2 separate regions of the Homo sapiens genome follow, and region 2 is linked to region 1. A link is a loop called in an ENCODE intact Hi-C map of the cell type or tissue named here. Cell type or tissue: right lobe of liver. All regions are shown on one strand. Links, peaks and the distances in the headings refer to the core of each region. The heading gives the core; the rest is flanking DNA. Region 1 overlaps NLRP11 (NLR family pyrin domain containing 11). Region 2 holds the start of EPN1 (epsin 1).

Region 1 (16,271 bases), core at 3,371-11,370:
TGGGATTGCATTGTGGTTTTGATTTGCATTTCCCTGGTCATTAGCGATGTTGAGCATTTTTTTCATATTCATTTTTTCAAGGACTATCAGATACTGGCCATTTGTGTATCTTCTTTTGAGAAGCATCTATTTGTGTCCTTAGTCCACTTGTTGATGGAATTGTTTAGCTTGGTGGTTTTGATACATGACTTTTCCATCCCCAAAGAACCAGTCTTCAGAACTGGACATCACATGAGGACCAGGGATAGATTGGATATGGGTCATGTTCTATTTTGTGGCTTTATGATCCTACCTTTATTTTCTGTTATTATGCAAACCAGCTTATATGAAAGTAGCCAGCCAAAGGATTAGACTCAAAGAAAGTACTTGAGCTAGAGCAGATTTCCCAGCAGAGAGCTCTGTCCTAGAACCATAAGATCCAGCTACAGAAAAGTAGGGGCTCTGTGTAAAGATCATGGAGGGTTAACAACCGGGTACGCTCCTACCATAAGACCCAGCTACAGAAATGTAGGGGACTCTGTGTAAGCGTCATGGAGGGTTAACATTTTGGGTACACTCCTATGCAGGTCGTCATCATTGGCTCATTTAGTCCCTCCCGAACATCTCTAAAATAGATAAAATCATGTATTCCAATTGAAAACCTGAATACCTGAGGGGTTAAGAGAACTTACCAAGATCATGAATACCACACTAAAATGGGATGTTGAAGTCTACAGCTGTAATTGTGTTAGAGTCTCTCTTACATAAAGCAATTATTAGAGCTAAACTGAGGACTCCAGTGTTGGATGCATATATATTTACAGTTGTCACATCCTCTTGCTAGATCAACCCCTGTATTACATAATGACCTTCTTTGTGTCTCATTATAGTTTTTGTCATGGAATCTGTTTTGTCTGATATAAGCATAGCTACTCCTCTTCTTTGGCTTCCAATGGCATGGAATATCTCCCTCTTATTTTCAGTCTATGTGTCTTATAGGTGAACAGTAGATCTTCTTTAGAATGAAGAAGTAGTTTGGTCCTCAAATTCCTCTAATATTGAAGACAACTTTTATACAATATTTACTTGGTTAAACTCGTATCTTCCCAATTAAATAGTATAGCATGTCTTCACTCATCGTTATGACTCACAGGCTTCTGGCCTTCCTTTGCTATTCTCCTCCAACCCATGGCTTATATATACTTTATGGAGTCAAGGCTCATAACCTCGACTATTGATGGCAATCACAAGTATCTTTTTGTTTAGGCTTCTTCTATATTTAAAGCTATACCTGGCTTATCACATACCCCTGTCCCTGATGTGATGAATAATTCATTTCATTGCCTTAGTTAACTGGACTTCATTGTTGCTTCCTCCATCTCTGCCTCTGAGAAGGATTCATGAGTGAATTCCTTAGTGAACTCCTTAATTTTATGTCTAAAACTCTTTGCATGTCTTTATACACAAATGGGAACTTTACTGGACGTAATACTCTCCAGCCACTCCTTTTTAATATTGTATAAATTCCTTCTGTGTCTTCTGGCACTGAATATGTTTGGAGAAATGTTAACCTGTTAAGATTTGTTTTCCTTTTTCATGTTTATTGCTAAATTCTTTTTTTTTTTTTTTTTGAGATGGAGTCTTGTTCCATTGTCCAGGCTGGAATGCAATGGAACAATCTCGGCTCACTGCAACCTCCACCTCCTAGGTTCGAGTGATTCTCCTGACTTAGCCTCCTGAGTAGCTGGGATTAAGGGTGCCCACCACCACACCCGGCTCATTTTTGTGTTTTTAGTAGAGATGGGGTTTCACTATGTTGGCCAGGCTGGTCTTGAACTCCTGACCTCAGGTGATCCGCCCGCCTCGGCCTCCCAAAGTGCTGGGGCTACAGGCATAAGCCACCGTGCCCAGCCTCTTGCTAAATTCCTGAATAATTTCTTTATCCTTAAAGTTTAAAAGCTTAATAGGGGTGCATATGAATGTTCTTTTTAAAACATTTGTCACCCATATTTACATACTCCATAATTACAAGGATTTTTTTTTGTAACCTGAATTTGATCTTTCTGTCTATGTTCTCTATTTTGAGGCCATACATTTTTCTTAGACCTTTTCCTTCCATACCTACATGCTTCTGGCTTTATTGTGATGTAATTGACAGATACAAATTATGTATACTTAAGGTGTACAACTTGATGTTTTGATATACACTGTAAAATAACAATCCGTGGGGACTCTTGCTCACTCACCATCTCCCTGTGGTCAGGAGCCTTCCTGGGCCGTGTGCCAGTCCTGGGCTGGTGGCTGTCCTGTCTCACTCTTCTGTTCTCCGTGGGTTGTGTGGCTTCCTTGATGAATCCCGTGTGTCCTAGATAATCCAGTTGAAAAGCTGGTGTTGCTGCTCTGTTCTCTCTCCATGAGAGCGGTGCACACTACCAGCTTCTGGTCTACCATCTTCTCTAACCATGCCTCACTTCATATTTTAGATATTTTAAAAATTACACTTTAAGTACCTTGACATGGTGGTAAACTTGTTTTCCTTCCTTGAGTGTTTTCTTCCAGAATTAGTAATTTTTTTTTTAGTTGCATGGTTATCCTGTCATTCACTTCTCTTTTCTTATCTAGCTCAAGCTTATGGACAACTGTGTCCAAAATGTATAGCTTGTCCTGGTATAGTGTAAAGCAGTGGTCCCGCACCTTTTTGGCACCAGTTTCACGGAAGACAATTTTTCCATGGACTAGAAGGGGTGGAGATGGATGGTTTGGGGATAATTCAAATGTATTACATTTATTATGTACTTTATTTCTATTACATTGTAATATATAATGAAATAATTCTACAACTCGCCATGATGTAGAATCACTGGGAGCCCTGAGCTCATTTTCCTGCCACTAGACAGTCCCATTGGGGGGTGATGGGAAGCAGTGACAGATCATCAGGCATTAGATTCTCATAAGGAGGGTGCAACCTATATCCCTCCTATGTGCAGTTCACAATAGGGTTCACGCTTCTGTGAGAATCCAATGCTCCCACTGATCTGACAGGAGGCAGAACCCAGGTGGTAATGTGAGCGATGGGGAGCGGCTGTAAATACAGAGGAGTGCTCAGTCACTCACCACTCACCATCGGCTGTGGGGCCCAGTCCCTAACAGGCCACAGACTGATATCAGTCTGGCGTAAAGTCTACTGAACATGCCTCCTAGGCCATGTTGTAATCTCTTATTACCCTTTACATTTTTACCACTATCTACTGAGGGTTTCAATGAGGGGGAAGTGAACCCAAGTTTGAGAGAAGGCTTTCCTGGAGACCATGGCTGTGTCCTCCATGGTGACCCTTTAAATGTCAGTAGCAGGGCTGAGTCCACTCAGTGAGTTTCTCACTTCCATGGACATTGCAATGTCTTTCCCCTCCTCCTCTGCCCAGGGCCCTGAGAAAATAGAAATCCTTCCTGCTTCTCTTGATCATCTTATTCTCAAGACTGTTGTGCTGTCCCTTCCTCATGAGGTACATGCTCACCTGCTCTGTTTACTTCTCTCCAAATTGCAGATATTTAAGAGAATATCAGATATGATTTCTTTTCTTCACTTTCTTCACCCAGTACCTCTTCTGGGATGGCTCGACATATCGCAGTAGTAATTGCAAAAGGTCTTAGTACTTACATAGACTGCTCCCAGTGGAAAACAAAACTCAAATGGAGCTTTGGAATTTGGGACAGGAAATTGGTAGATGCCTGATGGGCCTTGAAATTTTCAGTGGGGAAAGAAACTACAAGTCAAGTAATTAAAGGGTAGAGGAAACTACAGGTCAAGAAACTACTTGACCTGTAACTTTCCTCTGCTTTAAAAAATTTTTTTTCCCAGGCTGGAGTGCAGTGGTGCAATCTTGGCTCACTGCAACCTCTGCTTCCTTGGTTCAAGTGATTCTCCTGTCTCAGCCTCCCGAGTAGCTGGGATTACAGGCGCCTGCCACCATGCCGGGCTAATTTTTGTATTTTTAGTAGAGATGGGGTTTCAGCATGTTGGCCAGGCTGGTCTCGAACTCCTGACCTCAGGTGATCTGCCCGCCTTCGCCTCCCAAAGTGCTGTGATTACAGGTGTGAGTCGCTGTGCCTGGCCACCCTCTACCATTTTAATAAGTTTTCAACATGCCTTTGACCTTCAGTGGACTTTATCAGGTGGGAACCTGAACTGGTGGAAAGTTTAGCAAGGTTGTTCCTGAAATAACAGTGGAAAATGCACATTATTAACTTGAAGATAAGGAGATTTAGGGGGACAATAAAGATGCAGCCTGGTGGTGGTGGTTTTGCTCATCATAAAAGGTGACAAGGGAGAAATGGACTGAAGAATAAACTTAAGGTTTTGAACTAAGTTTATAGAAAATAAAAACGTCCTTGACAGGCTTTTCTGACCACAAAGGATTCTCAAGAAAGAGCTTCAGGGTCCTAGGGTAGTTCTATTTTTCATTTTTTGAGGAACCTCCACATCATTTTTCGTAATGACTCCTCTAATTGACAGCCCCACACACCGTGCACAAGGCTTCCCTTTTCTCCACATCTTCACCCACACTTACCGTTTGTCTTCTTGATAATATCCATTCTAACAGGTGTGAAGGGAATAGCTCATCGTGATTTTTATTTGCATTTCTGATTCGTGATGTTGAATACCTTTTCATCCCCTCTCCTTTTGGGACTGTAATTACACGTATTTTATACTGGTCCTTTGATATTGTATCACAGTTCCCTGATGGTCTGATTGGTTTTGTGATTGTTTTTCCTCTGTGCTTGTTAGGCCAATTCTATTGATCTGTGCTGGTGCCCCCTCATCCTTTCTTCTGTGTGTGCCATCTGCCATTCAGCCATTCCAATGAATTCTTTGTTTTGCATAGTGTATATTTTAAGTTACAGAGCATCCATCTGATTCTTATACTCTATATACCTAATATATGGGGATATATGCATAATATGAAACTTATTATAAAATTACCTCCTAATTCCAAAAGCTGGGTTATCCGTACATATGCTTCTATTCATTTTTTTTTAATTTTACTTTTGACAAATAGTTATGCATACTTATATGGGACAATGTGATGTTTTGATATGCTTCCATTGTGGAATGTTGACATGAAGCTAACAAATCTATTATCTCACATATTTATTCTCTTACGTGTGTGTGTGTGTGTGTGTGTGTGTGTACATGTGTGAAACTGGACAGCTTCTGAATGGCAAAGGGAAATGAGTGAAGAGACTCCTGGATTGGGAGAATATATTTGTAAACTATGTATGATACGGAACTAATATCCAAAGTATATAAGGAACTGCATAACAAGAAAACAGATAACCTAATCAATAAATTGGCAAAAAGAAAAACACCTAAATAGACATCTTCCAAAGATTTTTTTTTCTTGATTATGAATCATGGTTTATAATCATGAACCATACTCATCACCATGGCTTTCTGCTTCTTTGAATCTCAATTTTTTTATTGTATACTAAACGTCATAGATAAAAACAGTAAGGAGAAAGTCCTGTCTCTGCCAGGCTGTTGAGATGTGCTAGGTCGGAACTAGGCAGCCCTGGTAGTCTAGAGGGTGGGATCAGGCCCGTTGATCCATCAGGCTCATCTCCACTGGGGGGGAGCCAGTGTGCCACATTCCAGTACATTCAGGTCCACCACACCAGCCCTGCTGCAGCTGTTCATCATTGGCTTTTATTTATCCCATCAAAGTTCTTCCATGCTGCCAGGCTCCCTCTTTTGCCTGCCCTTACCCAGGGATAAAAACATTTTCAAGTATCTGCTCACTAAGGAAGGAGTCATCCCCCTCTAGGAATTCACTTATTTGGATCATTTCTGTATCATACCTCTATGACAGCTTTATACTTATGTCTTAACATTTTTGTTTGTTTTTGCAGTGGGAGTGCAATCTTGTGTATTCTCAAGAAATAAGACTCCCTTTACGATAAATTTTAACTTTATTCCATACAATTTCATTTATCTTAAGTAGTTCATTAAATGATCAGGATTTCAGTAATGATATGCATAAACAAAAAAATAGAAGGGAAGATGAACGTGTAACTCATGACTGATGGGCCAAGATGTAATAGATACTTTGAGCTGAATACGTACCAGGAAACAGTCCCTGAACTCGAGTTATTGCCTCAAAGGAAAAACTGGGTATGAAATGAAACATAATTGAAGGCTACCTAAAACGCTAAGGAACCCCCAAAAAGGAAAGAAATATGTTCTTGATGCCAAGACATGAGAGGGAAGCCCTTGAAGGATAAAGAACAAAGCTAAAACAGATCTGTCGACTCCACTGTATGAGTTGAATAGGTTTTATTCAACCTTTTTCCTTTAAAGCAATATGGGCCGGGCGCAGTGGCTCATGCCTGTAATCCCAGCACATTGGGAAGCCAAGGCAGGTGGATCACCTGAGGCCAGGAGTTCGAAACCAGCCTGGCTAACATGGCAAAACCCTGTCTCTACTAAAAATACAAAAAATTAGCCAGGTGTGGTGGTGCACGCCTGTAATCCTAGCTACTTGGGAGGCTGAGGCAGGAGAATCGCTTGAACCTGGGAGGTGGAGGCTGTAGTGAGCCCAGTTCGTGCCACTGCACTCCAGCCTGTGCAATAAGAGCAAAACTCCATCTCAAAAACAAGCAACATGATGGTAAATATCTTTGTACCTATATCTTTGTGATAAGCAGTAGTAAGTAAAAATTTCTACTATATTTTTACTGTAAACATGAAAAGAAGCTAAAACTGTTTTTACATCTTGAACTTTCATCTTTGTTCTGTATTTTCTGCCCTGTACTCGCTGGATTAGGCAATCAGGAGGCATGCAAAGCTGTCATGAGGAGAAAATTCATGCTGCAATGGGAAAGTCACACTTTTGGAAAATTTCATTATAAATTTTTTCGTGACGTTTCGTCAGATGTGTTCTACATACTTCAATTAGCCTATGATTCTACCAGCTATTATTCAGCAAACAATCTCAATGTGTTCCTGATGGGAGAGAGAGCATCTGGAAAAACTATTGTTATAAATCTGGCTGTGTTGAGGTGGATCAAGGGTGAGATGTGGCAGAACATGATCTCGTACGTCGTTCACCTCACTGCTCACGAAATAAACCAGATGACCAACAGCAGCTTGGCTGAGCTAATCGCCAAGGACTGGCCTGACGGCCAGGCTCCCATTGCAGACATCCTGTCTGATCCCAAGAAACTCCTTTTCATCCTCGAGGACTTGGACAACATAAGATTCGAGTTAAATGTCAATGAAAGTGCTTTGTGTAGTAACAGCACCCAGAAAGTTCCCATTCCAGTTCTCCTGGTCAGTTTGCTGAAGAGAAAAATGGCTCCAGGCTGCTGGTTCCTCATCTCCTCAAGGCCCACACGTGGGAATAATGTAAAAACGTTCTTGAAAGAGGTAGATTGCTGCACGACCTTGCAGCTGTCGAATGGGAAGAGGGAGATATATTTTAACTCTTTCTTTAAAGACCGCCAGAGGGCGTCGGCAGCCCTCCAGCTTGTACATGAGGATGAAATACTCGTGGGTCTGTGCCGAGTCGCCATCTTATGCTGGATCACGTGTACTGTCCTGAAGCGGCAGATGGACAAGGGGCGTGACTTCCAGCTCTGCTGCCAAACACCCACTGATCTACATGCCCACTTTCTTGCTGATGCGTTGACATCAGAGGCTGGACTTACTGCCAATCAGTATCACCTAGGTCTCCTAAAACGTCTGTGTTTGCTGGCTGCAGGAGGACTGTTTCTGAGCACCCTGAATTTCAGTGGTGAAGACCTCAGATGTGTTGGGTTTACTGAGGCTGATGTCTCTGTGTTGCAGGCCGCGAATATTCTTTTGCCGAGCAACACTCATAAAGACCGTTACAAGTTCATACACTTGAACGTCCAGGAGTTTTGTACAGCCATTGCATTTCTGATGGCAGTACCCAACTATCTGATCCCCTCAGGCAGCAGAGAGTATAAAGAGAAGAGAGAACAATACTCTGACTTTAATCAAGTGTTTACTTTCATTTTTGGTCTTCTAAATGCAAACAGGAGAAAGATTCTTGAGACATCCTTTGGATACCAGCTACCGATGGTAGACAGCTTCAAGTGGTACTCGGTGGGATACATGAAACATTTGGACCGTGACCCGGAAAAGTTGACGCACCATATGCCTTTGTTTTACTGTCTCTATGAGAATCGGGAAGAAGAATTTGTGAAGACGATTGTGGATGCTCTCATGGAGGTTACAGTTTACCTTCAATCAGACAAGGATATGATGGTCTCATTATACTGTCTGGATTACTGCTGTCACCTGAGGACACTTAAGTTGAGTGTTCAGCGCATCTTTCAAAACAAAGAGCCACTTATAAGGCCAACTGCTAGGTGAGTCTTTAAAAAATAAATCCTCTTTCCTGTCTTCCTAAGACCTGCCCATAATTCTAGAGCTTGTTGACCAGAACAAGACAAACTCGGGGCCATGAAGAACTTGACTTCCAATCTAGCTTCTAATTAGACCAGTGACTTAAATCTCTCTGCTTCTGTTTAAACTCAAAGTTTGAGTTAAACCTCAGCACTGTTGAAGTTTTGGGCCAGCTATTCTTTGTGGTGGGGGTCTATCTTGCACATTGTAAGAGGTTTAGCAGTATCTCTGGTCTCTCCTGTGGCCAGTAGGGTCCCCTTTTCCCCGTTTGTGACAGCAACAAAAATCTTATACATCACCAAATGTCTGCTTAGCGGCAGAATTGCCTCATTGCAAACCAGTGGTTTAACCTAATTTCTTCAGATCTGTTGTATAGATTAAAAAGAAATAAACCTTGTATTGTTACATTATAGGAGTATTCATGATAGCACAAAACATGCAACATTGATTTTTAATATTGAAGTTTAAAAATATTTAATAATCTCGCATTTAAAGGCCCTGCACTCAGATGTGTCTTATCAGAATATGGAATCACCAGCTACTTTAATGGATCTGAGTGTTGTTCATTCATGTTTGACCCTACTTTATTTCTTGCTGCATGGTATTAAATCTGAGTCAGACAACAGGCACTCTCAAAACATACTTTAATTTACATGTTTTACAAATTGCTGGAGTTGAATCGATTCCATTGGAAAACTCAATTTTTCTTCTATGTAGTCAAATGAAGAGCCTTGTCTACTGGAGAGAGATCTGCTCTCTTTTTTATACAATGGAGAGCCTCCGGGAGCTGCATATCTTTGACAATGACCTTAATGGTATTTCAGAAAGGATTCTGTCTAAAGCCCTGGAGCATTCTAGCTGTAAACTTCGCACACTCAAGTAAGTACTATATCAACCTCTGCCTTAGAGGTTCCCCTAGGAATAACGGTGGTCTTTTTCTTTCTCTGGGAGAAGACAATATACAAAACACACTTTCAGGTCAGGCTCATCAGGGCCTAGGCTCCTTCTGTACTTCTCAACCATCTTTAGTGTGTCTATGATAAAGATGACCTTAGGCCACAGTAGCATCTGAGGTCCCAGCCATCATGGCTGCCTTCAAGGCAGGAAGCAACAGAAGGGAGAAGGAAAGGTTTATCTAGAAGCTTCAGGAGCTTCCTTGATGGAGTCTTTTCAAAACTCTTTCTTGTATCACTTCTGCTTGCATCTCATTGGCCTGTTTACCTTGTCTTCATACGGCTTCATATAACTACAAAGGGGGACTGGGAAAGTAGTCTCTTGGAATCAGGAAGAAATAGTAACAAGTGGGTTTATCCTAAGGAAGAAAGCAAAAATGGGTCAGGGTAGGAGTCTAACAGTTTCTTTCCTACAGAATGCGTTAGAATCAGGTGAAAAGCAGCTGTACTTGCCTAAACAGTCACTGGGAAAATTAGTATTTATCTGAGTTTATAATAGCTCTATAGGAAATGGCACTAAAATATTCAGTACACATCAACATATATGATCTTAGGATTCTGGAAGCCCAGGAGTTAACTTTATTTTCATTCAAGAAGAATGCCTACTTTGTTTGAGGTGCTAGTCTAAGCACTAGGATATATCAATGGGGGGAAAAAAGACAAATTTCCTTGTTTGCTATCTGATGAGACAGAATATAGGCAGACATAATAAGTACACGCATTTTAAAGTATTTTAGGATAATGGTGTTACGGGGGGAAAAGAATGGCAAGGTCAGGGTGCATAAGTGGGTATTTAGGGGTGTGGGAGGGTACAGGCTGTAGTAATAAGTTCCACAGAGAAAGTGAGATTTGAGCAAAGACTTGAATGAGGTGAAAGAATGAGCCAGATAAACTGTTGGTCATCCCCTGGGATGGGAGGGATCCATGAAACAAAGGCTTTGAGTTCAGAGACCTACATGTTTAGACCAGTGTGAGGCAGGAAGGGTATTACGGAGATGGCTCACAAGTATGTATGGCATGATCATGGTGTTGTAAACCAGTGTCAGGACTGGGTTTTCTGGAGTGAGGTGAGGCATTTTGAGGGGTTTTGAGCAGAGATGCCATAATTTAGCTTGCATTTTAAGAAGCTCATTCTGGATACCGCGTTTAAAAATGGCCAATCGGGGAGCATAGGGCAGAATCTGAAAGCTCAGAGGAGGCTCTTTTTCTTGGCATTTGCCAGGTGAGAATCAATGGTGCCTCTGAGGGTGTGAATAGTAGAGGTTGGTGAGGTGCGAACTCCGGGGCATATGTTGACAAAGGATGATTCCTTGATTAAATCTAGACTAGGAGAGAGAATTGTCCCAAGATCTTTGTTTTGAAAACTGCCATGTGAGAGTTGCCACTGAGTTGGGAAATGACGGCGAGAGCCAGAATCTGAGGAAGGTCAGTCTAAAGTTGTTTGAGCTAAAGCTGTGATGTCTATTAGGTGTCCAGAGAGCAGTGTGTAATGTTTCTGAACTGAAGGTAAAATGTGGGTGTCGTTCATGTATACATGTGTATAACACAAATGTGTATTTAAAGCCAAGGACTGAGTTCACCAAGGATAGGAATGTTGCTCAGGAAGCAAAACGATCCAAAGACTGATGCCCGGAGTTCTCCAACATAAAGTGATTGGGGAGAAAAGCAGAAACTAGCGAAGGCCTTTGAGGGAGTGGTCATTAGGCTAGAAGGTAAAGTAAAGGGTGTGGTATCCTCGGATCCCAGTGAGGCAAGTTTCCCAACGAAGGAAAGGTCAACTGTGTCAGATGGCAGTCCTTATTCAAGGAGACTGAAGACTGAGAATTGGCCAATGACATTAGCAAGGTAGAAGTCATTGTTGGCCAAGAACAGTTCTGGAAGGGTAGTGAGAGCAGAAAAGCCTAATTGAAAATGATGAAAGGAGAACTGAAGACTTTTAGGGCGGGTGCAGTGGCTCATGCCTGTAATCCCAGCACTTTGAGAGGCTGAGGCGGGTGGATCACTTGAGGTTGGGAGTTCGAGACCAGCCTGGCCAACATGGTGAAACCCCATCTCTACTAAAAACACAAAAATTAGCCGGGTGTGGCGGCATGCAACTGTAATCCCAGCTACTTGGGAGGCTGAGGCAGGAGAATCGCTTAAACCCGGGAGGCGCAGGCCACGGTGAGCTGAGATTGTGGCACTGCACTCCAGCCTGGGTGACAGAGTGAGACTCCATTGTGTGTATTTAAAAAAAAAAACAAAACCTTAAACAGTTTTGTTGCAACATGGGGCAAAGACTTGGGAGAGAAGTTGTTTGTGTAAAATGGGGATCAGGAGAATTGCTAGGTAAAGGACTCTGAAAATACGGCAACATGGAAAACATCCAGTCTCCCACCGAGTCGCCACATAGGCTGGGAAGTAAATTAAAAGGGCTTCCCGTGTGTTCTATGCCTGGATTTGCCATAGGATCCTCAATCCTCCAAGGGTTGGCCAGCTTCCACATTTCCCTTCCCGTCTCTTTCCTTTAATGTTGAGTTGGAGATTCCTAACTCTTTTCTCTAGGTGGCCCTTAGAGACAATGACCAAAGCTGTTGCCCTGATGTCCTGCTGCAACTCCAAGGGAGTAATGAGAAATGTTCTTCCGGGGTTGGGGGTGAGGGCCGGTGGTGGTGGTGGGACTCTAGGACAACTTCTTTTTCCTCAATGAAATTGTGAATTATTTGTTATTATTTTTTGAGTCAGCGTCTTGCTCTGTCACCCAGGCTAGAGTGCAGTGCGTGATCTCAGCTCACTGCAACCTCCACCTGCAGGGTTCAAGCGATTCTTCTGTCTCAGCCTCCTGAGTAGCTGGGACTAGAGGTGCACGCCACCACGCCTGGCTAATTTTTGTATTTTAAATAGAAACAGGGTTTCACTATGTTAGCCAGGATGGTCTCGATTTCTTGACCTCGTGATCCACCTGTCTCGGCCTCCCAAAGTGCTGAGATTACAGGGGTGAGCCACCGCACCCAGCCGTGAATTGTTATTTTTTTAACTTCAGGTTCAGTGGTACATGTGCAAGTTTGTTTATGTAGGTAAACTTGTGTCACAGGTTTGACGTACATATTTTGTATATAGACTATAAGACTGTACGCCCAGCTACTAAGCCTAGTACTCATTTATTTTTTCCTGATCCTCTCCCTCCTCCCCTCAAGTACACCTCAGTGTCTGTTGTTCTCCTCTTCAGGTCCATGAGTTCTCATCATTTAGCTCCCTCTTACAAGCGAGAACATGCAGTATTTGGTTCTGTTCCTGTGATAGTTTGCTAAGGATAATGGCCTCCAACTCCATATTCCTGCCCCCGCCAAAAAAAAAAAATGCTCTCTTTTTTATGGCTGCATAGTATTCCATGGTATATATGTATCACGTTTATCCAATCTTGTTGCTAGGCATTAGGTTGATTGCATGTCTTTGCTATTGTGAATAGTGCTGCATTGAACATTCATGTGCATGTATCTTTTTGGTAGAATAACTTGTATTCCTTTGGGTATATACCCAGTAATGGGATTGCTGGGTCAAATGGTAGTTCTGCTTTTAGCTCTTTGAGGAATCACTACACTGCTTTCCGCAATGGTCGAATTAATTTACACTCCCACCAACAGTGGGAACATCCTTGCCAGCATCTGTTTTATTTATACACACACACACATATATATATATACATAATTTGTTTTTCGAGGTGGAGTCTTGCTCTGTCACCCAGGCTAGGGTGCAGTGGCACAATCTCGGCTCACTGCAACCTCCACTTCCCAGGTTCAAGTGATTGTTCTGCCTCAGCCTCCTGAGTAGCTGGGATTACAGACATGCACCACCAAGCTGGCTAATTTTTTGTATTTTTGGTAGAGACGGGGTTTCACCATGTTGGCCAGACTGGTTTCAAACTCCTGACCTCAAGTGATCCACCCACCTTGGCCTCCCAAAGTGCTAGGATTACAGGCATGAGCCTCCACGCCCAGCCTGTTATTTTTTGATTCTTAAATCGTAGCCATTCTGACTGGTGTAAGATGGTATCTCGTGGTTTTGATTTGCTTTTCTCTAATGATCAGTGACATTGAGCTTGTTTTCATATGCTTGTTGTCTGCATGTATGTCACCTTCTGAAAACTGTCTGTTATACCCTTTGCCCACTTTTTAATGAGGTTATCTTTTTCTTGTAAATTTAAGTTCCTTATAGATGCGGGTATTAGACGTTTGTCAGATGCATTGTTTGCAAAGGTTTTCTCCCATTCTGCAGGTTGACTGTTTGCTCTGATAGTTTCTTTTGCTGTACAGAAGCACTTCTGTTTAATTACTTCCCATTTGTCATTTTTTGCTTTTGTTGCAATTGTTCTTGGTATCTTCATGATGAAATCTTTGCCCATTCCTATGTCCAGAATGGTATTGCCTAGTTTTTGTTTTGTTTTGTTTGTTTTTGTTTTTATAACGGAATCTTGCTCTGTTCCCCAGTACAGTGGCATGATCTCGGCTCACTGCAACCTCCGCCTCCCAGGTTCAAGTGCTTCTCCTGCCTCAGCCTCCCAAGTAGTTGAGACTACAGGCACCCGCCACCACGCCCAGCTAATTTTTGTGTTTTTAGTAGAGGCAGGGTTTCACTATGTTGGCCAGGCTGGTCTTGAACTCCTGACCTTGTGATCTGCCCATCTGAGTCTCCCAAAGTGCTGGGATTACAGGCATGAGTCACTGTGCCCAGCGCCTCCAAGTTTTTAATAGTTTTGCACTTCATTTTGTCTGTAATCCATCTTGAGTTGGTTTTTGTATGTGGTGTGAAGAAGGCATTCAGTTTCAGTCTTCTGCATATGACTAGCCAGTTACCCCAGCACCATTTATTGAAAAGGGAGTCTTTTCTCCACTGCTTGTCTTTGTCAGCTTTGTTGAAGATCAGACGGTTGTAGTTGTGTGGCCTCATTTCTGGGTTCTCTATTCTGTTCTGTTGGTCTATGTGTCTGTTTTTGTACCAGTACCATGCTGTTTTGGTTATCATAGCCCTATAGTATAGTTGGAAATCAGGTAGCGTGATGCCTCCAGCTTTGTTCTTTTTGCTTAGGATTGATTGTCTTGGGTATTGGGGCTCTTTTTTTGTTCTATATGAACTTTAAATAGTTCTTCTAGTTTCTGTGAAGAATGCCATTGGTAATTTCATAGGAATAGCATTGAATCTGTAAATTGCTTTGGGCAGTATGGCCATTTTAACAATATTGATTCTTCTCTCCATGAGCATGGAATGTTTTTTCCATTTGTTTGTGTCATCTGATCTCTTTGAGCAGTGTTTTGTAATTCTCCTTTTGATCTTTCACCTCTCTGGTTAGCTGTATTCCTAGGTATTCTTTGTGAGCAATTGTGGATAGAATTACATTTCCGATTTGGCTCTCAGCTTGGCTGTCGTTGGTGTATAGGAATGCTAGTGATTTTTGTACATTGATTTTATTTTTTTCTTTTTGTATCCTGAAACTTTTGCAGTTTATCAGCTGAAGATTTGGGGCTGAGACTATGGGGTTTTCTGGATATGGAATCATGTCATCTGCAAACAGTGATAGTTTGACTTCTTCTCTTCCTATTTGGATGCCATTTATTTCTTCCTCTTGCCTGATTGCTCTGGCTGGGACTGCTGAAACGGAGTAATTTACATGTGGTTGATTGTGTGGCTATTATCAGCCATCAGCATATTTTGTCTTTTGCTCTCAGTGTAGAAAAACATGGTTAAACTTGTGCATGTGGATGTATCTTAATATCTTTGTGCATGTGGATGTATTCTTAGTATCCGGCTTGTGGGTCCCACTTAAGAAAGGTCATGAGGTGAACACACCATAAAGACCCAGGGGATTACTTCAAAGTCAACAGGCTGACCTTGGAATTAGCAATAGTCTTCTGACCTGACTAGAAATTTAAGATCGAGAGCCATGTGTGAGGATGTAATCCACTGAGAATCTTTGTTACAGGATGAAGTGAGGCAGGCAGGAGAAATTGTGGAGAAGATGTTCAGACCTTCACTAGTGCTTTCCTGCTATTATGTCTTCCACAGGTTGTCCTATGTCTCGACTGCTTCTGGTTTTGAAGACTTACTCAAGGCTTTGGCTCGTAATCGGAGCCTGACATACCTGAGTATCAACTGTACGTCCATTTCCCTAAATATGTTTTCACTTCTGCATGACATCCTGCACGAGCCCACATGCCAAATAAGTCATCTGAGGTGAGTTGTTGCTCGGCTGAAAGCTCAGTGCATGTGAGGGGAATGCCTGGGTGTTGGTGGATAGAGGTGCCCCTTCAATAACACTACCTGCTCCTACCTTTTGATGTCACTCATTCCTCAATTTTTTTAGCACGTGGTTTGTTTCTTTCACCAACATTATTCCTGCCTTTTGATTTCAATTTCTACATTGATATTTCATATAACATGGCTTCTCCCTCCCTTGACTGATATTTCTCTAATGATCTAATTCCTCTGGTCATTCTGAAGTAGACTACTGGTCAAACCCTAAAACACTGTCTAGTGGAAATTATTCAAGCCACAAACTGAAATTTTCCAGTAGCCACATTAAAAAGTAAAAGGAAGCAAGTGAAACTAATTTTTTTTTTTTTTTTGAGATGGAGTTTCGCCCTTGTTGCCCAGGCTAGAGTGCAGTGGCACAGTCTCAGCTCACCGCAACCTCTGACTTCCAGGTTCAAGTGATTCTTTTGCCTCAGCCTCCCAAGTAGCTGGGATTTCAGGTATGTGCCACCATGCCCAGCTAATTTTGTATATTTAGTAGAGACAGGGTTTCTCCATGTTGGTCAGGCTTGTCTCAAACTCCCAACCTCAGGTGATCCACAGGCCTCAGCCTCCCAAAGTGCTGAGATTACAGGTGTGAGCCACTGTGCCCAGCCTTGAAACTAATTTTAACAGTATTTAACCCA
Region 2 (15,327 bases), core at 2,510-10,509, 130 kb after region 1:
GCCCGTCACAGGGAAGTACTGAAGCGTGACCTGGAAGCACAAGGTTGTGGGAGGGTTTGCTACTCAGCTGCAGAGCATGGGGACGCCACAGAAACAGTGTTCGCGAGGGCGGGACCATGCCTCCTCGCTCACCAACAGGCCCTGGGTGTGCAGCACACGGCCTGGCACCAAGGAGGTGCCCGACAAAGTGTGACAGATGGGGCGAGCCCTGCACCCTCCTCCCTGTGGCCATGCCAGGCTGTTGGCCTATTCTGGGCCTCCCCATTCAGCTGTGGCGGCCGGTGGTGGCCCTCACGGTGCTCAGCCCGAAGGGGGATGGCCAGCGCTGACCACAGGAGGTGGCCGCAGGGCAGCCTGGTCAGTCACCGGCCTCAGCCCAGCAGGGAGGGAGAGGCACAGAGAGGCCGACCAAGCCTGGAAACCCGGTGCCCAGCTCCAGGACCTTGTGTTTCAGTCTCTGCTCCAGGGACCTGGCCACGCAGGAATGAGCGATGGGACGGACGGACACCTGCAGGGGCCAGGGAGGGCAGAACAAGCCCCGCTCACCTCCTCCTTGCCCCCAGTCTCCCTCTTGCTCTCCTCGATTGCCATCTGCAGCCGCAGGTCATCCCCGCGACGGATCCGCTCCTCCTGTTGGGGCACGGGCACGACCAGGGAGACATGAGAACGTGAGCCACGGGCAGATGCCACCTCAGCCTGGAAGCCCCAGCAACCCCTCCCACCCCAACGAAAGCGGCTGAAGGATTCGATGGGATGCGGACAATGTATGAAATGGGGATGGGGCACCTGGGTCAAAGGTCAGGCGGGACAGGGGATAAGGGGAGTGGGGTGCTGTGCTGGCGCACCCGGGGAGGACGGGCACCCGCCTCGGTGGTATCTCCTGCGTTGGGGGGAGGAAGGGACCCTGGTCACCCGAGCAACCTTGGCACAGCTGTGCTGGCCACCACCCAGGCTCTGTCTGACTTGTGGTCCTACATCCTACGGCTGAAGGTACTGAGGTTTCAACACGCGTGAGCCTGTGGGCTTCGGGCCCAGCAGGATGGTGGGGGGTGACTTAGGAAGGGGCGACGGGGCTGGTCTGAGGGGAGCCCCTGGCAGGGGCAGGGACAGGGAGGCTGCTCTGACCTTATCATGCTCTTCTCGGCTCAAACTAAGGGCCAGCTGGAGCTGGGCGTCGTCCTCGGGGCCGCAGGACGGGGGCTGGGGGAGAGAGAGTGTGAGGGGCATGACGGGAGGGGCCAGAGGCAGAGTCAGAGGCAGAGCCAGGGTCAGATAGAGCCGAAGAAAGAGAGGGCTGGGGGTCCCTGAACCAGTGAGGGACAGGCAGAGAGTGACACGCAGAGGGACGGCGGGGTGAGGATGAGGCAGGACTGGGGAGGAGACGAGTGACAGCATGTGGAGCAGCGACAGTGAGGGCCAGGCCCACGCCTGGCTGGGAGGGAGCCTGAAGTGAGGCGTGGAGGCGGGTGGCGGACAGACAGCCCCAGCTGCACGCCCAGTACCTGGTCGGCCTCCTCCTTGCTCATGGCCAGGGCCAGCTGGAGCTGCAGCTCCTCCTCCCCGCTGCTCTGCGGCCACGCCTGCTCCGCCTCGGGAGGGGGGCCTGAGCCCACAGCTGCTGATGAGGCTGGAGGGCGGGTGAGAAACGCGTGAGACCCAGACCAGGGAACGAGAGACAGGAAACCCCATAGCCTAGACAGACGGGGGCTTCTGTGTCCAACCCCACCCCCCAAGTCCCCCACCCTACAACCTCTGCAGGCCAAGACTAGGACTGAGAGGCGGAGACCAGACGCCAGGTGCTCAGAGGAGGAAGGGTGGGGATGCAGGCAGCCCCACCCACGGGAGGGGCCAGGCATCAGGGAAGGACCAGAGCAAAAGTCAGTCTGATAAGCAGGTGGGGAACCCCAGCAACCTCTGAGCCCTGCCACCACCAGGACTCTCCGCGTGCCTGGGGTCTGTCCCTGGGCCCCTGGGGGATGGGAGGTCCTTCCTCCCAGGTTTCCCAGGCCTGTTTCCAGGGCTTGTTGAGAATGGTAGCTCTGGCAGGGAACAACTGGAATTCAGAGGGGAGAACAGCATCCATTGAGACAGCGGGATCCAAGGCCTAGTCGGGGTTAGGGAGTGGGCTAGCGAGGAGCCCTTGGTTCCAAGAGCAGGAGGGGAAGGGAGAGAGAGGACACAGGAAGGCAGGGCCGGACCCTCCAGGAGGCTGCTGAGATATCCCCGGCCTCCACTGCAGCATCCTCTCAGCAACCCCGCCTACCCTCAAACTCTGTCCTGACACTGTTCTCTCCACCCCCAAGGCCTGTGGACCCTTGCCCCCCTCCACAGTGCAGAGGACAGGCTCCAACCAGGCCCTAGGCCCGCCGAGCACAGGGCCATTGCCCCAGCCTCCAAAGCCCCAGGGCGGACCCTGCCTCTCCTGCCCCGCCCTCCCAACCACTGTGCACTGGTCAGCAAGTTCTGTCTGCTCCAGCTCCAAGACGCCGCCTTGCACCTGTGTCCTGTACTTGTGTCCCCACCCAACCCACTCCCCAGGCCCAGGCCTCTCCCTGACGAGCAGGCCCTGGCTCCCCTTGCCCGGAGCCGCAGCAGGCAGCTGTCTGGCGGCCCCACCTGCACCGGGTCCAGGGGCCCCCAGGCTGGCCCCCGTGTGGTGTGCCCAGCAGGGCTGGGTGCATGGGATGCTCCAGGGAGCATGTGGGTGGCAGAGCGGGGCCGAAGGGTGACCATCTGGGGTTATGAGTGAGGAAAGGACGAGAGAACCAGCAGGGATTGACGGACTTGGGTGGGTAAGCGGCCTTCTGAGGGGATGGGCAGATGGAAGGGCAGCGTGGGGCACAGGTGAGGCCAGCGCACAGGGAGGACCACACCCCTGTGGCCCCTCCTGCTCTTCCCTGCCCCTGTGACTTCCTCCTAAGCTCTAGGGACTCTCAGAGGTGAGTGCTGGGAATCTACACCCCATTGCCCAACCTCTACCTTGCACATGCCCCTAACCCCCCAGCCTGGTGGTGGCTAAATCCAATGCCCAGCAGCCCTGAGGGCCCCACCTCCCACATCACAGGTAATACTGGCACCCAGCCAGCAACACCCGGGCCTTCCCATCACCAGAGCACCCAGCCTCGGTGCTGCCCGGGGACCACAGGCCCTTCCCTGCCCACTGAGGGTCTCAGGGCTCACTCCCTAGCTGCCCCCATCCTCCTCCCCAGCCACAGCCCTCCACACAACTCACTCCAAGACAGGGGCCAGCACACCACAGTGGCAGCCACAGCTGGCCTGAGAAGGTCTAAGAAAGGCCTTTACATTTTTCAATGGTTGGAAGAAATGAAAAGAATGCACCAAGATGGGCGAAAATTCAGAGTACCCTTAAAAAATTAAATAACAACTTAAAAGTCTTAAAAAAGACACGTGAAAACTACATAAAATTCAAATTTCGGAGACCTTGGTGAGTGTCGGAGGGGTGCAGCTGCTTCCCAGCAACCGCCAGCGGACGGGGCCAGGCAGCTAGGATGGGAAGGCGTGGCCAGCAACGCAGAGGACATTAGCTCTGGCCTTGCACAAAGTCTGACGACCCCCGAGCCAGGATGTCCCACCCTCAGGCCTCTTACCTGAGGCTCCCACTCTCCTCCGAGCTACTGCCAATGTCCCTCCTCCGTCCACCCCAACCCCGCCACCCACCTGCCTGCCTGCCTGCCTCGAGCTGACCAGCCCCTCTCTGCCGCCTACACTCCCTCCTGTTGTCCCTGGCTCTGAGCACTCCCACGCCACACCGGCTTCCTTCCCTCCACTTCACTCTCTCTCTGCGTTCACGCCCATCTACTGGCTCGTGGGTCCCTACTCTGGAGTCCCAGGCAGGGTCGCACACACCCCGTCACACCCATGTCTCCCCGTGGGTGCTGAAAGGTGATCCCAAATGAGACCCGTCCAAACAGAAGGCCTAGACTTCCCCAAACAAGTCCAGTCCCTCGAGCCGGACCCCACGAGGGCCACAGGCCCTTCCTCCTGTCTGCACCGGCCTGGCTGACCCACCTCCACCTCCAGGGCAGTGCTCTAGCAGCCCCTCCCCATCCCACGTATCCCCACTAACTGAGGCACCTCCACTCTTCCTGGAGAGCAGAAGAGCCTGGCAGACATTCTCCAGCCTCCCTCCCAGTCCTGAGCAGCCGGACTAGCCTCTTCACGGCTGTGAGCCCCCGACCAACACAGACCACACTTCCTGGAACAGTCCGAGACCCACACACCCATCACATAACTGGAAATGTTTCGTGGGACAGATCTTGGCTTGACGATGTGGGATGCACTATTTCAAGTTTTGTTTTCGGTGCTGGTCACCACCCACCAGACTGAGTCCTCCACCTCCAGAAGGCACTGTCAAGGCTCCTAACACAGGCCCAGATGCCTGGTGCAACCTGCAGGCCCTGGCTCTGGCCTTCCTTCTGTGCCTCTTCCAGGCCCCCCTCTGCCTCTCCGATGTTCCCCTCATCTCAGCGCAGAGAGAAGGACAGCACCCTCGGGGGTCACTGTGCGTGTCCCCTCAGAGCCCTGTCCCCAGCACTGATCACCCTCAGGCCCTGAGCCTATGGGGGAGCGGAATAAAAGTTCCCAATTCTAGGCCTGCCCTGGGGCACGAGGCAAGAGGCAGGAAGGGTCCCAGAGCTGCTGCATGGGAGGTGCTAAGGGAAAAAAAGGGCCCAAGTGAGACCAGAGCAAGGGGCCCAGGTGAGGAGAAGCAAAGGGGGATGCCGCGGTCCCTCCTGGCTGGGAGAGAAAGCAGTGGGCGGCCGGGTGCCGGGAGCCGCAGTAGGCGGAGGACAGACTCTAGGCCGTCAGGGGCCGCAGGGAGGGACTCACCCGTGGCGGTCTGTGCCAGCTTTTCCTTGGTCTTGAGCGCGTGCGCCCGCTCTTCCCGCAGCCGGTCCTCGTCGCGCAGCAGGGCCACCAGCTGCTTAGCTTTCTCACGCACGTTCACGCCCTGGTCCTTGCCGTCGCGGTCCACGTACTGGAAGTCCTTCAGCGTCTGCACGGCGTACATGTTCTCCTTGCACTGCTGCGACACGCGCTCCGAGCCGGTCTTGATGAGGTACTCCATCAGCGTCATGGCCTGCGAGCGGGCACGGGGATGCCCGGTCAGCACGCCGGGCACAAGGCGGGCCAGAGACTGCCTGCGACGCGGGCTCTGGGGCGGCCGACTGGGCGCAAGGCCCACAACCCACCTGTCGCCAGTGGGTGGACACACATCTGTCCCCACAGAATACGACACGGCCATGCAAAGGAATGAACACAGACCCACGCTGTGACGGGGACCAGCCGCGGAGGTACTGCGCTCAGCGACAGACGCCAGCACAGAACGCCACACAGCCTACGGTTCCATCGACGTGAATCATCCAGAATGGGCAAATCCAGAGAGACGGAGTGGATTGTGGGTTGCCAGGGGTGGAGGGAGGGATGGAGAGGGACCACCTGAAGGCTATGGGTTTTCCTTCTGGGGCAATGAAGACGTTCTGGAGCTGGACAGAGGTGGTCGCCCAGCACTGTGAATGGGCCGAAGGCCACTGAACTGTGCGATATGAAGGGGGCTGCACAGTGTAGGAGCTCCATCTCAATCCAAATAAAAGAGGAAATGGCAGCTACAGGCACCACAGCCGCCATGGGCATCGCCTGGCATCCTGGAGCCCTGTCTATTTCTTTACAACTAAAATCTAAAGTAACATGGCCAAGAAAACCACATTAGTTAAATCACAATGAAGGGGGTCTTAGTACTAGTTTGAAATGTGTATTTCTGACTGTAAAACCTCACGCTGGTACTAACAGCCTGGAGCAGTAGTTTATCACCTCTGCAAGAAGGGAAGAGATCCACGCAAGGGCCTGTGTAGGCCCGGGCTCTCTTGGGAGGGGCACCCAGGTTCCACACCACCAGGAGCAAAAGGACAGGGCGGAGGGAACATTATCGTTCAATCTGCACCCTTTGGTATGTTTGTATTTTATAATACGAAAACAAACTCCCTTTCAACAAGTTGAAATTAATAGTGGGGGCGGGGGGACCAAGGTCTCTGAGGCTCTCCCTAGCTCAGGCTCAAGTCCTGGGCTTGAGGAGTCATGGCCCCCTTAAGGCTCTGCAGGGGGTGTCTTGGTCACTGACCTCAAAAAAAGGCACAACTTTGATTCTGCAGGGGATTCCAGGGCCTTCACAGAGCCACAGAAACCCACCCAGGGCTCCTAGGGGAAGAGTCAGCTATCACAGCTAAGCTCCGTCTGAACCAAGGAGAAATCTGCCAGGAAAGATGCCAGGGCCATTCATATCTCCTCACCCTCTGAGGCAGCTGGACCTAGCTCTGGCAAGGCCTTTCAAAGGTGTGTTAACAGTATTTACAGTGTAATCAGAGATTAGTCTTTAACCGGCCCTCAAGGTATTTACACGAAAGAAAGGAAAGCAGGTAAGCCATTGCTATGCCTGATCACACCCCAAGCCAAGAGGCAGTCCCAGGTCCACAACTCCTGGGGCCCTTGTGTTTTGGAATTCAGAATTTTCCTGAGTTCAGACCAGGAAAATAACGCACATACAACACATAAGAGAACGCGCTGGGCAGAGTCGTGCCAACAGCCACACTACTGTGGGACCAACAGACACCATGTGAACGACCTCACTTCAGTCTGGGTCAGACTTTGTGCCGAACGGATCATGAAACACTTTCGTTTCCAGAGCTCTCTGGACTTTGGTATCGCAGCTAAAAAGATTGTGAAGCAGGAAATAGTGCGAATACCCACGCACAGTGAAATGCATACATCAACTATGGCACGCTCACACAGCGGGACTACCACATACACTGAAATAAAAGAGAAATGAGGCCAGGTGTGGTGGCTCACGCCTATAATCCCGGCACTATGGGAGGCTGAGGCAGGTGGACCACCCGAGGTCAGGGGTTCGAGACCAGCCTGGCCAACATGATGAAACCTGTTTCTACTAAAAACACAAAACAACTGGCCAGGTGTGGCGGTGCACACCTGTAATCCCAGCTACTCAGGAGGCTGAGGTGGGAGGATCCCGTGGATCAGGGAGGCAGAGGTGATAGTGAGCCAAGAGCACGCCACTGTACTCCAGCCTGGGAGACAGAGTGAGACTCCATTTAAAAATAAATAAATAAGGCCGGGCATGGTGGCTCCCACCTATAATCTTACCATTTTGAGAGGCCAAGGCGGGCAGATCACAAGGTCAGGAGTTTGAGACCAGCCTGGCCAACATGGTGAAACACCATCTCTACTAAAAATACAAAAAATTAGCCAGGCATTGTGGCATGCGCCTGTAATCCCAGCTACTCAGGAGGCTGAGGCAGGAGAATCGCTTGATCTTGGGAGGCAGAGGTTGCAGTGAGCCAAGATAGCACCACTGCACTCCAGCTTGGGCAACAAGAGCGAAACTCCATTTCAAGAAAAAACAAAAAACAGGCTGGGCGCGGTGGCTCACACCTGTAATCCCAGCACTTTGGGAGGCCAAGGCGGGCGGATCACGAGGTCAGAAGTTCGAGACCAGCCTGGCCAATATGGTGAAACCCCATCTCTACTAAAAATACAAAAATTAGCCAGGCGTGGTGGCAAGTACCTGTAATCCCAGCTACTCGGGAGGCTAAGGCAGGAGAATTGCTTGAACCTGGGAGGCAGAAGTTGCAGTGAGCCGAGGTGGTGCCACTGCACTCCAGCCTGGGCAACACAGCGAGACTCCGTCTCATAAATAAATAAATAAGAAACAATAATTAAATAAATATATAAAATCGGGTGCAGTGGCAAAATCCTGTAACCCCAGTGCTTTGAGAGGCTAAAGTCGGTGGATCGCTTGAGTCCAGGAGTTCAAGACCATCGTGGGTGACATGGCAAAACCCCAGCTCTAAAAAAATAAATAAATAAAATAACAAAAAATTAGCTAGGCGTGGTGGCACATGCGTGTCATCCCTGCTACTTGGGAGGCTGTGGCAGGAGGATTGCTTAAGCCCGGGAGGCAGAGGCTACAGTGAGCCGAGAACATGTCAACGCACTCCAGCCTGGGCAACAGTGAGACTTTCTCAAAATAAATGAACAACTGCTTTATGCAACAGCACGGTCAACCTTGCTGACCTGATGGTGATGGTGAGCAAAAGAAGCCAGACACAAAAGACCACGCGTGTGACTCCACATATATAAAGCTCAAGAACAGTCTTGGCAGACAGAAATCAGACACGGTGCTGTGGGAGACAGGTCTCCTGAGGAAACCTGGAAGGCTGAATGCATCCTCTACCTCCCTCTAGGTGAAGGCTACACAGGTGTCCACATGCGTAACAGCTGTGTTATACATTCATGATGTGCTTAGTATACAACTTCTTAATGAAAAATTTAAAACCTTATTTTAGAAGTGAGCAAGTGGGCCAGGTGTAGTGGCTCATGACTATAATCCCAGCCCTTTGGGAAGCCAAGGCAAGAGGATCGCTTGAGCCCAGGAGTTCAAGACCAGCCTGGGCAACACAGTGAGACTGCCATCTCTACAAAAAAATTTAAAATATCTTAAAATTAGCCGGGCATGGTGGTGTGTGCCTGTGGTCCCAGCTATTCCTCAACCATGCTTGGAGCCCAGGAGGTCAAGGCTCAGTGAGCTATGACTGTACTGCTGGATTCCAGCCTGGGCTACAGAGCAACACTTTGTCTCTAAAAAAGTTAAAAAAAAAAAAAGTTTGCAAAATAAGTCATTATTTCTCCTTTGCTTTTCTGAAAACAACCAAAAAGCAGTGGGCAACTGCATAAAATGATAGTCCTTCTTAATGTTAAAGACAGCTTTATCAAGGACATCCTGCAATGCAGAAATAAAGTTTAAAACAGGGATCAGCAAACATTTCTGTAAGGAGCCAGATGAAAAACATTTCAGTTTTTCAGGCCATATACTCTCTGTCTCAACTACTTCACAGCCACAGATGAATGGGCCTGGCTGTGTTCCAATAAAACTTTATTTACAAACACAGGCTGTGAGTGGGATTTCACCAGTGGGCTGTACTTTGCTGACCCCTGGTTTAAAGCCAAGACTGAGACCCTGCATTCCTCAGAAGTGAGGTGGCAGTGCAGGGCCCAGAGGGTGGGCTCGGGGCTCCTCTTGGCTCTACCACCTCCTGCGAGGTAGAGCTGAGCTCCTTTATGTCTCAGTTCCCTCATCTGGAAAACAGAGGAAAAGGAGAAAAAGAACTTCCTTTACAGGGTAACCGTGGATTTCATGAGAACCTGTGTGTGCTACACGTACAAGGTACCAAATAAACGCCGGCCCTTACTCACCAATACTCACCCCCAAGGCCATGCAGGGAGGCCGTGCAGAGCCAGGCCTGCAAGGCCCCCACAGCTCACCCTCCTTCTCCACGGGGACAATAAGGCCCACAAAGTGCCAGCCAGCAGGGCCACAGGGTGGGACAGCCTGGGCTCTGAACAGATGGGCCCAAGCCCCAGCTCCCCCACGAGCCTCGGCAGGCCACCTCCCCCGTCTCTGGGCCTCAGTTTCCCCATCCATCAAAGTGGAAAGACTGCTCCTGCACAACCCACCACCTGGGGCTGAAGTGACAAGATGAGACCATGTGGCGAAGGGATGGTGAGAAGCAAGAGGACTCGCCCTCATGCCAGAACAGGTCAGCACAGAGGGCTCCGGAGAGGGCCAAAGGGGGTGTAGCAGCTTCACAGTGGCTCAGGGCCTCTGGGCCTGTGGGGTTGTCCTCATCACCCGTACTTCCAGAAGGGGACTGCGGGATAGAAGTGGTCAGCCAGGAAGGGAGGCGCTGGCTAGACGTGGACCCAGGGACCCCCTCCTGGACCCCTGCCCTGTGCCTATGCTCAGCTATCGGCGCATGCCGCAGCAGGGACAACAGTGACACGTGCTGACCTCACAAAGCTGCTCTCAGGACAGTGTCCAGCAGGCAGCACAAGCAGCAACCAAAGCAGGTTTCCAGACGCCATCAACCCTCCCCCGGGGAACTGAGGCTGAACCCCACCCCAGCATGAGGAACCAGTGGTTCAGGGTGGAGCGGGAACCCCGTGTCCTCAGCCACATGGGCTGGGGATCCTACAGGCTCTGCTGTGGGGATCATAGAAAGGAGAGTCCCAAGAATCAAGAGATGCTGCAGGGATGGCGGATACAGCAGGAACAGCCAGGCCTGGGGAGAGTCCCAGAGGGGCTGCAAAAACCATAGGGGAGGTCTTGGGGGTGACAAAAACCTTCTATGCCTTGACTGTGATGACAGTTATGAAATATGTGCATCTGTCAGAATCCAGAGAACTCTATCTCGAAAGGCTGGGTTTCACTGTGTGCAAATTACACCTCAGTAAAGCAGCCCAAGCCCCGCCTGGCACTGGAGGCCACGTCCCCTCTCCTGCACTGCCCTGTCCTGCCGTCCACCCTGGCTGCCAGCACCACATGCTCCCCAGCAGACTCTCAGGCCTTGGCACCTGCCAGCCCTGCCCACAGGCCACTCTGTGTCTGCCCCCAGCAGCATCACCCCAGCCACTGACCAGGAAGGATGTGCGTCTGGGGCCCCTCTGGATTCATCCCCTCTGCACACCCACCCCTCCAGCCCCATCCCTCCTCGTTGCCTCCAGAGAGGCTCACCTGCACCTCCAGGGTTTTCCAAGATTCTCAACTAAACAAACGCCACCCAGCCCTTCACAATAAATGACCAATAACTGATTCAATCTATGACTCAACCCAATCCTGGTGTGTCGGGATGGGTATGAAAACGAGTCACAGGAAACGAGCCTCAACCCCTGCTCCCATGTGTAAGTGCTGCAACGCTCCAGGCCTCAGCCTCCTCATCTGTGAGTGGAGGGAACCACCCTCACCTAGGCAGAAGTCTCAAAGATCAGCAAGGACAGGGACCTCCGCCAGAGCAGGCCCAGGTCTAAGCGCATGAGGGTGGGGCCTTGTTGGTCTGGTGCACCAAGACACCCAGAGCGGGCCTTCTGCAGATGCTTGCCGACGGGACCGCAACAGCAGGAGTCTAACACTCACCAGCCCCTGCCCCAAGTCAGACGTGAATCGGCTCCATGGGCCCTCACAGAGGGAGATTCAGGGACGAGCCTGAGATCCCGCCACTGGGAGTATAACCCGGCCCCAGCCCATGTCCTTGGCCACTTTGCCGTAACACGAGGAACACAGTAACCAAAGACCAAAGGTGGGGATGCCAAGGCCCCTGGACCCCAAGAGCAGCAAACTGAAAACCCAGTCGCTGAGTCCTGCTCACAGGCACGACAGCGTTCATCCCCAGCGTGGCATCGCCTGTGCCACGGGGAGCACACACCTGCCTGAGAGGCATTCATAGATGGGGCCCAGAGCGGAAACTTGGCTGCTGTGAGGAAAGGAACTGGGTGTCTGGGCACACAGAAGAGATGGGCACCGTGGGCCCTCTCAGGCCTCCTCAGCACATGAATCTTACGTACGCACCACTCACTCAAAAACAGATTTTAACCACAAGGCTCCAAACTTCTTAGCCTTATATTCGTTGCCTTCATTAAACAAAAAGAGAGATTTTACTCTTCTCCAGTTCCTCTTGAGAACCGGGATGCCATCCCAGGCAGGGTGCACAACACGGGCTCCTGTCCTCCCACCTGAGCCCCTGCACCTGCCCGGGGAGGAGAGCAGGATGCTGACCTTGTAAACGTGACGCCAGTTCTTGCCATGGTCATTGAGCCGCTTCCAGATCATGCTCATGATCTCCGAGAAGGCGACAACGTTGTAGGTGAGGTCGGCAATCTCTGACATGAGGGAGCTGGATGGGCCCCAGGGGTCATTGCTCGTGGCCTCTCGAACCTTGATCTCCGCCTCTGAGTAGTTGTGGACGATGTTCTTCATCTGGCGCCTCAAGGACGAGGTCGACATGGTGCCCGGCTGCAGCAGCAAGGGGCACAGGGCCCCGATGCGTGGAGAGATGGGGCGACTCCCGGACGAAGGCTGCGGCAGGTGCTGGCAGGTCACCGCATCTGCGAGGGGAAGAGGACCTCTGGAAACACAAATGGGACATGGCCTGCCCAGAGCCCTCAGGGTCAAAGATGAGTTCCTAACTGTGGCCCAGAAGGCTCTGTCCCTTGTTAACCTCTAGGTCTCAAAGTAACCCCATCCATGTTTCAGTTCCTCAAACAGGCTGCCTCCTTCCTGCTGGGGCCCCTGCTCAGTGAGGCAGAGTATATGCAGTGGCAGATCGCAGCCCCACAACCTGGCTCAGCACTTCCTGGCAAGGCCACCCTGGGCGGGCTGGATCTTTTGCACCTCAGCTTTCTCTTCTGTCAAATGGGGCTCCATGCGGTCATCTAGAGAACTGACGCCCTGTAAACACCGGCAGCGCATCAGGAGGCCCTCCGTCCTGCCCATGCGCTCTTCCTTCTTCCTCATCCAGGGATATCCACTCACCCCAAGGGCTCTGCTTACACTTCCCAGGTGCACACCCAAACATCACAGTCACCTATCCCTGGGGCCTCATCAGTAAACTCAGTCTCCCTCATGATTTTATATTCTCGTCTGATTCTGTAGCTAAGGTCAACCCACAGGCCCCATGGGGGCAGAGAACATGTCTGTCTGCATGTGGCTTTTCCCAGCAAAGAAGCTGGCCCAGAAAAACCATTCAGTAAACCATGCAAGGAGGAAGTGGAGAGGGAGGGCAGGAAAGACCTCTGGAACAAGGGCAGAGGGGGCAGGAATCCACAGCAGAAACAAGGACACATGGGAAAGAAGGCTGATGAAGGGATTAAAGACAGAGGCAGGAGCAGGGAACCAACCCAGGGCGGCAGGAAGAACCGGGGAAGCCAGAAGACCAGACGTCCCAAGGATAGCGGAAGCCCAAGGCTCAGGAGAGATAAGGAACCTAACAGCCCCACTGCCTGGGTCCCTGCTGTGTGCCAGGTGCTCGCTCAGCACAAGAGGGACATTACCTTTTTCAACACTGCATGCAAAGACTGGGCTCCTGGAAGTTAAATAATTCAACCAAGGTCACACACCAGGAATGGCAGGGCAGACTCAACCCGAGGCCCACCTGAACTCCAAAACTCATACTTTTAAATTAACCTAAATTAAATTAACCCATCCCGAGACTGGTGACGAGAAACAAGAGAGTCAAGCAAATGATGATGACACCAGCAGACACTCGCACTGCTCTTATCCCATGCCAGGCACTGTTTTAAGTGCTTTACATGTATTAACTCAGTTAATCCTTGAAACAACCCCATGATTCATAGCCACCTCACAGGGTGGAAACTGAGACACAGAGGTTCAGCCCCTTGCCCAGGGACACACACCTTACTCCTGGAGCAGCCTGGTTCCAGAGCCAGCTCTGATCACCCATCTATGCGGCTCCAAGAAGCCACAGAGGGAGATTTTCAAAGCCCCGCCATGATGTAAGCCCAGGGGAGATAGGGATGACGGAGAGAGGCTGGCCTCTGCTTCCACCTCAGGCCAGAAAGCCAGGCACCTGAAGACAGATGTAGCTAGTTAAAAAGTAACTCTCTGGAGTCCCAAAACAGCCCCAGCCTAATACATTAAGATGAAGAGATGATGTAACAAATGCAGAGAAGGGGACTGAGAAGAAATAGAAGACAGTTCTGACAGAAAGAGACACATAGAAACCTGGGCAGAGGGAGCTAGGCAGAGACACAATGAGAAAAACACAGGCAGCAGCAGATACAAGAACATGGGAAGACAGGGAGGCAGGAGGCCAAGGAAGAAAGAGGCCCAGAAACAAAAAGAGACCTGGCGCTGAGAAATAAGAGATAAGAAAAATGGAATCTAATGGCAAAGAATATAAAATGTGGGTTCAAATCCTGGCCACATCAGCTACCTGCAGCGCACACCTCCTTGAGACACAGTTTGCTCAACTCTGAAATGAAAGAATTCCTACCTGGTAGGCCTGTTGATTAAATAAGATGGGTACATGCAGTGCTTGGCTCTGTGCCCCACAGATAGTAGGCGCTCAATAACACTGGCTGCTATTATTATCAGAGAAAAAACAGAGAACATTTCCAAAAGGGTGGCGGCAGAAAAGGCACTATCTTAATACTCTGTACTTATTTGGCGTGCATTAGAAAAAATTACCCAACTAGCACATCAAAGCTGAGATTTCTCAGATACTGCTTAGAATGAGACTGTATTTCAAATTAAATTGATTCAAAGAGAATTCTTACATTAAAAAGAATACAAAGGATATGGCAAAGTTCTCCAAGGAGTACTCCAATAACCGACCGATATCTAACACTTACTGTGTAAAAATCTCTAAGCACTGTAATAATAAAAACCAGAGCTCCCAGTAATTACACACTTGCTATGTGTCAGATACCGTCAGGCACTTTACAAGCATCACCTCAACTTACATGCACAAGGACCCTATGATGTAGGAACTACGAATGCCTACGAACTATGGATTTCCTACGACTAGGAAACTGAGGTTTTGACACAGAGACTATCACCTGGCAATTACACAGCTTAGCAGGCAGCCGGGCTTCTGAATCCAAGGCTGGGGCTCTTCACCATCACACCAGAGACTCAGAAAACTGGGGAAAAGGGGCAGATTCTAGATCAAGTTAACAGACTCCTGGAAAGAAACTTCAGGATTGGAGGTGATAGGTATGGGGGCAAAACTCAGATGCGAAGACGGGGCGGGGGTAAGATTTGCACCATAGGCAGAAAAGCCCGCAGGGAAGGGCTAGAGACACCTAGGGAAAAGAAGACTCGGAAACTCAACGAGACACGAACAAATCCTGACAGACACAGACACGACAGACAGAGGAGAGAGAGACCCGGGACAGACACACAAACACACTCCTATCTCCAAACCCTTTTCTAAGTTCACTGAAACAGGCACAGGCAGAGGCCCACAGGAAACAGACGCTGACAGACACACAGACACGAGAGAGACAGACACAGACAACCGACACGGGGGCAGTCAAGGCCGACACAGGAGCAGAGACACAAAGGCCGCCAGAGACACCCAGAACTGGCCAGACGCGAGCCCGCGCGCGCCGCGGCCCAGGCCCGAACACCCGGAGCAGGCGGGCCAGCGTCCCCCGCGCTCCGCCCCGCGCTCACCTCGGCCCCCTCACGCCGGGCTCTGGGGGGTCATGGCGGTCAGCCCCCTGCCCCGCTCGGCCTCGGTGTCGCGGGACGTGCGCCGGGCCACGGGCGCACGCACGAACGCAAGGAGGGCCGCACGCCGACGGCTCCGCCGCCCCGCCGCCCAGAAGGGGCGCGGAGAGCCGGGCGGGGGAGGGGAGCCGCCGAGGAGACGGGAAGCAACAGAAGGAGGCGACGGACCGGAAGCGGAAATTGCCGCGCTCCCCGCCCTCCCGTGCCGC

Evidence for each region. A loop is a pair of places that touch in the nucleus more often than their neighbours do. Peaks named below come from ENCODE experiments on the same cell type or tissue, not always from the same donor. Only the 100,000 strongest peaks of a DNase experiment are listed, where the experiment ranks them.
Region 2: it touches region 1 in a loop (2.4-fold over the local background); 6 of 110 quality-filtered maps call a loop at or near these places.

What each region holds. Positions count from the first base shown.
Region 1 is chr19:55,800,868-55,817,138 of GRCh38, reverse strand. NLRP11 (NLR family pyrin domain containing 11) reads left to right here. Exons shown (of 10, transcript NM_001394894.2): 3 at 6,801-8,370; 4 at 9,125-9,286; 5 at 15,400-15,567. Among named protein-coding and RNA genes, the nearest start is that of NLRP11, 23 kb to the left of the region's middle. RefSeq lists enhancers at 7,395-7,444, 7,342-7,636. In right lobe of liver, for the core only: a CTCF peak has its summit at 7,487 (motif pointing right); a DNase peak (open chromatin) is centred at 7,528; H3K4me3 peaks cover 452 bases.
Region 2 is chr19:55,675,170-55,690,496 of GRCh38, reverse strand. EPN1 (epsin 1) reads right to left here and starts at 15,271. Exons shown (of 11, transcript NM_001130072.2): 1 at 15,062-15,271; 2 at 11,642-11,970; 3 at 4,852-5,101; 4 at 1,503-1,627; 5 at 1,126-1,200; 6 at 547-630. The coding sequence starts at 11,869. RefSeq lists enhancers at 9,204-9,704, 12,169-12,578 and silencers at 12,500-12,794, 14,990-15,319. In right lobe of liver, for the core only: no CTCF peak of the experiment used is centred there; DNase peaks (open chromatin) are centred at 6,306 and 6,656; H3K4me3 peaks cover 873 bases; H3K27ac peaks cover 4,742 bases.